2 separate regions of the Homo sapiens genome follow, and region 1 is linked to region 2. The links are chromatin contacts, found by Hi-C or POLR2A ChIA-PET in ENCODE. All regions are on one chromosome and are shown on one strand. Each heading gives the region's core, a stretch centred on a gene start or an enhancer-like site at or near the end of the contact. The rest is flanking DNA. Distances are from core to core; before and after follow the strand shown.

Region 1 (2,700 bases), core at 168-2,667, 74 kb after region 2:
AGAAAGGCAGAGAAGATTATTAGAAAAGCTTAAGATAATGATGTGTTTTATGTAATTCAAACTTTTATCATAGTGCTTCCCAATCATTTGAGGTTTCCTCAGCCATTAACTAGGTTTTAAAATTTTCAAATCTGGGGGTTTTGTTTTGAGTTTTAAACCCACAAGGACTCTCTGTCCCCTGTGTTCTTTTTCCTCTTCTGAATCCAGCTGTCATCGTTAGTATATATCAGTTTCCTGCTGGAATGGAAAGAAAATTATAGTGTCCAGTTGTAGTTGAGGGAACAAGAAAGAAAAAGCCGAACTGCCACAAGGACTCAGAGGGCTGGGTCTCAGGCTGGGCAGCGACATGGAGACGAGAGCTTTAATTCTTATATTAAACCCATCTTAAATTATTTGCTCTCAGGTTGGAAATTTTCCATTGAAATTTCTGTTTACAGAAATACTATCTAAGACTTGACTAAATATTTACCCCTTTGACAGATGGACTTTCTGTTTCTCTTATGCCCACACCCCTTAAAATTGTGTCTGTCACAGCTACTGAATTGAACATTTTCTTTTACCAAGTATTTAAACAAATACCTACCTGCACTTTCAGACTTTCATTTTAAGCTCTCTTGTTGGGTTTTATGAGCGGGTTTTTCCTTTCCTAGTCTCCATTTTATAAATTTTATGCAACTTGGTTCTTTTATAATTATGTGTATGTGTAATATATTGAAATATGACTCATGAAGAGGATTGATTAATCCTAAAGAAATGACATAGCAATCATAGATAGGAATATTTTAGGCTGATAAGGATTTGTCCATCCATACCCTTCATATAAATGATCTCAGAAGGCTGTTTTCCTACCCCTGAAATATGGATAGGATGCCCATTATACCCTCATTTTTAGGAAACATTGTTTTCAATCTCATCCTCCTTGTTTGTAGGGGGCTATAATAATAGTGGCCAACATTTATTGAGCATCTATCTCTATGCCAAGCACTGCCAAGCATTTTATGTGCATTAATGAAGAAAGTACTAATGTTCCTTCATGAGACCACAGAAACTGAGGCATAGCGAGAAGTGCCTAACATCCCATGTGTGCTAAGGTGGCAGATCCTGAGCTCTCCAGCTGCCCTCACTGTGGCCTCACGGCACAACCAGGGCCAGAGTCAGGAAACATCAGTCACTCGCTTAGGGAAGGGAGTCCGAGAACCCTCTTCGTGGACTCAACTTCCCAGGCTTCTGTCCCTGCTGCAGAATGCCCAGGCCACAGAGAAGGGACCCCCTTTTCAGGAGCTTCCACGTCACAGGCTTTTATGGGGCCTTTCTTGCTTGTGTTTCTGTTTCCCATCCTGAGGGTGTGTGGAATAATACGAGAGCCTACCCAGGACTGGAGCGTGTTATTAGAAAGAGCACGCTTGACTGCTCCCGGGCAGCCACCTGCCCTTTTTCCCTTGGAAAGTGGACCTATGGCCACTGCACAAAACACTTCCTAATACCAGGCTGCTGGTGACTACATTTTGTGGTTTCTTTGTTAGTTGATATTTATAGTTCAGATCTCATCACTCTGCCAAGTGCAATAAACATTTTGTTTTAACTGGAATATAACTTTTATTATTGTTATTATTTTTCTTTTAAATGTCTTAAAAGTGACCAGCTTGTGCAAGTGGAGTCAGAAACCCTAAATAGTCTAAATGCCAAGTCAGTGCGCTCTGTAGATCAGTGTACGATTAGAAGACAGGCTCTCATTTATTACTGCTTGTATTTATATAATGGAAGTTAGGTAACATAAGCCCCTCTGCAGGCCAGCTTAGATGTTGATGATGCTTAAATGGTAAAATCTGTGAGAAATGTTCAACAATGCCCTGTATTTGTACTGCCTAAAACATGAATAATACATATGTGACATGAATAAATAGGTCAGTGATTTTTATGACATATTAATTTCCTTTACCTAAGTTCCTGGGAAATATAGCTGAACAGTTACAGAGAATGAAAACAAACACTGGCATCTTACAAACACCTGCTTTGATTATTTAGTCTAATTAGGTTAAATTTAACTATTTCCATTTTAACAAATTGAAAACAATTCTTATCTGTTCCTCGGTCATGCACTTTATCAGTGTTGGATGCAGATGTGTTTAATATGACACAGTTGGTGCTGTTTTCTCAGCTCTGGGTGGGAAATAAAAAGGAATTGAGAACATATTTTTAGAGTCTTCTGGGGACTTTGTATTTCTGGGCCTATAGCTATGAAATTTTAAGGAGGAGGAAAAAAAAAAAAAAAAAACAGGCTTTGTTGTCAATAAATTAGTTGGTTTTCCCCAAAACACTGGAACTGTCATCTGAACTGCTGCTTGTGCCAAAATTATCTTTCCCAGGGAACAGTGAGCTTCTAAAATAACAGATGTTTCCTAGCTGTCTTTCAGAAGTCAGAATAATATAGGGTATGTTATTAGATTGCTAGGTTAACGTGGTGTTTACTCTGTTAATTCCAAACCTTGCGCTGAGTACAGAGGCCCACAATTCTTTAGAAATTTAGTTTAGAGATCATAGCAATTTAAGTGACTTACCCAAGGTTACACAGCTGGTTAGTGAAAAGGGTGAGCTTTCCTGACTCCTTATTCACCGTCCATTTCTGTGACCAAAGTTAAAGGCCTCATATAATGTGAGAGTTGTGTCTGTGGCAGAACCGTGTCATGAAACCTTCTACCC
Region 2 (2,952 bases), core at 334-2,833:
GCCTTCAAAGTGGGGTTTGCAAGACAATAATATATGTGGAAGAATACGTTAGTGTGTTATTTCTTTTATCGCATCCTGTTTTATTATTATTATGGTTATTGTTAGAGACTAGGGTATCGCTATGGTGCATAGGCTGGCCTTGAGCTCCTAGGCTCAAGTGGTCCCCCTGCCTCAGCCTCCAGAGTAGATGGGACTACAGGTGTACCTGGCTTTTAGCTATTATTTTACATTTGATATGTAATGTACATAATGTATTAATAGAATAATATATAATTTCTAAGTTAATAAGTACACAAAAGCTGGGAGCATGTGCTCAGAAAGGTCCTTTCAGGTAGTAGGTAAGAGTGGACTCTGGAGCCAGCTTGTCTCCCTCTGGATCCTAGCTCTGCTGCTTACTAGCTGTGTTATTTTGGGTGAGTTACTTAATTTCTGTGCCTCCACTTCTTCTGTAAATGGGAAAATAAAATGACCTCATAGGGTGGCTGCGAAGATTAAATGAGTTAATATGCGGGAAGTGGGTAGCAAGGTCTCTGGTATATAGTAAATGCTCAGTAAATGTTAGTTGCTATTATTAATACTTGCTGCTACTGCCACCACCACTGCTACGGGCGGGGGGTGAGGGGGTTATGATTAAAAATGTAAGAATCACTGGTGTAGATGGTGAGTAAAAGACCTTGAGCTAAAGAAAAATGTGTTTAAAAAAATTAATGTTGTACATTGAAATAATACTGTAAAACATGAGGATTCCTATTGATGTGTGAGTGCATGAGACAAATAAGTCCATTTTCAGCAATTTTGACTTTATGTGTTATCATATTTCACAGAGAGGTTCCTCCGGTCAGTCACTGTGTTCTCTGCCTTCCTGTAGATCATGTTAAAGATTATAAGAGCTGAGATTAGCTCAAATTTTTAAGGGCAGAGTTCTTGCCTATCAGGTTGTTATTCCTTGCACCTGTTTTGTTTTGAATTACATCCTCTCCCTCAGATCCCACTGGAAACTTGAGGAATCAGTGTCTCACACTGTCTGAGACAAAGGACTCTTTTATCATGGGAAGGGAGAAATTTGAAGTTCATAAAGTGAAAGGAGATACAGGATCCTCCTAGATAGATTAATCTAGCACATTCCAAGTTTTTTTTTCATCTTGGAAGATATGCTTTCCATCCCCTGCGAGCCATTCCACTCTTACTGTCTGAGACTTCATATGACTGACGATAATTCTGAATATACTTTAAAAATTATGCAACACAACAAAACATCTCACCGTGGGTACACTGTCAGGCTTTTGTCATTTCCTAGAATCCCTGTAAAATATCTGATGGTATGTGGTCCCATAATGTGAAGGGATTTGTTTGGTGGTTCCCAACCAATAAAAATAGTATTATTTGTTGTTATTTGTTTTTAGTATATGCAAATGGAATAGGCCAAAAGTAAGACCTTTGTTTTTATTGGGATAGCATATTTGAGATTGCACGTTTATGTACTTGTGCTATAGCTCTTAGATATATTTATGGCACCCAACGTATTTGAGTTACTAAGGACACAGCTGACCATTTAAAAGCACTGTGGTTGAGTATAGCCAATTTGGCAGCCACCCCAGATGCCTGAAGTAAAATTGACACACAGGCTTAAAGGAAAGTTTAAATAAGTAATAAAACTCTTTTCCTATTTTAGACCATATTGTTGTTCATGACATTCTTGCATTTCTCTGTATTGCTACCCACTTCACCCTTTGCTTTTGTGGCAGGGCTTCTCAGCCTCGGCACTCTTGACATTCTTTGTTGTGGGTGTGTGCGTTGTGCAATGTGGTGTGTTTGGTAGCACCCCTCCTTCATTTGTGACAACAACAACCAAAAATGTCTCTAGACATTTCCCTATGTCCCCTAGGGAGGCAGGGGGCGGAGGCGGGGGCAAAATTGCCCCTAGTTGAGAACCTTTGTTCCATGGTACCTATGGATTTTCCCCATCATCCTGTGGGACAAGGTGTGATACAGCTCTTAAATACCAGCAACCACCAAAGAAACCATTCCTGACCCGGGCAGAAGTTGTGGCTCAGCATACTACAGTGAGCTGTGCATAGGCATTAATGAAAAGGTAGGGGGATACAAAACTCAGACTGGAGTCACTAAGGAGGCACTTTCCTTCCTCTCTTTCTGTCTTTCTACTGGAAAAGTGTTATGAACATATAAGCCAGCTCACTTTTAAAATCCTAGCTTCTTATAGCTTGCTTCATGTCCTTGTTCCAACCTGCCTCTCATCCACTTTCATAATGTATAGTTGAAACTGAATTCTGCCCTCCTCAGAGTCAGAGAGCATAACATTCTAGTTTCTGTTTACCTAAGGAAGCTTCGGAAAATGACACATAATTAAAATTTTCTCACTTCTTTACTTGAAACACTGATGAATTGCTAGGTACAGTTGCTGTCTGTTTCATTGATCCTCTCTTGGGTGGGGGACAAGAGGCTGTGTGAATGAATCTTCTCTAAAAACAGAGGTTCTACTGAAAACTTAACCCAGAACATAAAAATGTTTTCTTTGAGTTAAGCATAAAGCTTTGTCCATATTCCCAGATTCAGACCTCAGAAAGGAAACTCGTGGATAAATCTAACGGGTACTGAACATACATGACGGAGATAGTAATTATGCTTTTTTTTTTTTTTTTTGAGAGGAAATCTCACTCTGTAGCCCAGGCGAGAGTGCAGTGGCATGCTCTCGGCTCACTGCAACCTCTGCCTCCCGGGTTCAAGCAAATTCTCCTGCCTCAGCCTCCCGAGTAGCTGGAATTACAGGCACGCGCCACTGGCACCTGGCTAATTTTTTGTATGTTTTAGTAGAGATGGGGTTTCACCATGTTGGCCAGGCTGGTCTTGAACCCCCAACCTCAGGTAATCTACCCGTCTCAGCCTCCTAAAGTGCTAGGATTACAGGCGTGAGCCACTGTGCCCAGCCCGTAA

What was found. A loop is a pair of places that touch in the nucleus more often than their neighbours do. ChIA-PET counts read pairs that join two places held with the same protein, here RNA polymerase II (POLR2A). Pooled maps may share reads with other maps.
Region 1: a loop to region 2 is called in a map of aorta, with 2.7 times the contacts of the local background. The contact joins two enhancer-like sites. A Hi-C loop is called at or near these places in 3 of 168 maps with a recorded cell type or tissue (aorta, ascending aorta and breast epithelium), 4 of 37 single-sample maps with no recorded cell type and 6 of 50 pooled maps. POLR2A ChIA-PET finds 5 or more read pairs at or near these places in 7 of 52 experiments (A673, AG04449, AG04450 and 4 more).

The regions. Positions count from the first base shown.
Region 1 is chr2:43,312,293-43,314,992 of GRCh38, reverse strand. All of the region lies in intron 31 of THADA (THADA armadillo repeat containing), which reads left to right. Among named protein-coding and RNA genes, the nearest start is that of LINC01126, 86 kb to the right of the region's middle. Within about 2 kb of position 1,417, at least 8 of the 41 ENCODE cell types and tissues checked have a DNase peak (open chromatin) inside an H3K27ac peak, as active enhancers do.
Region 2 is chr2:43,386,607-43,389,558 of GRCh38, reverse strand. All of the region lies in intron 29 of THADA (THADA armadillo repeat containing), which reads left to right. Among named protein-coding and RNA genes, the nearest start is that of LINC01126, 160 kb to the right of the region's middle. Within about 2 kb of position 1,583, at least 3 of the 41 ENCODE cell types and tissues checked have a DNase peak (open chromatin) inside an H3K27ac peak, as active enhancers do.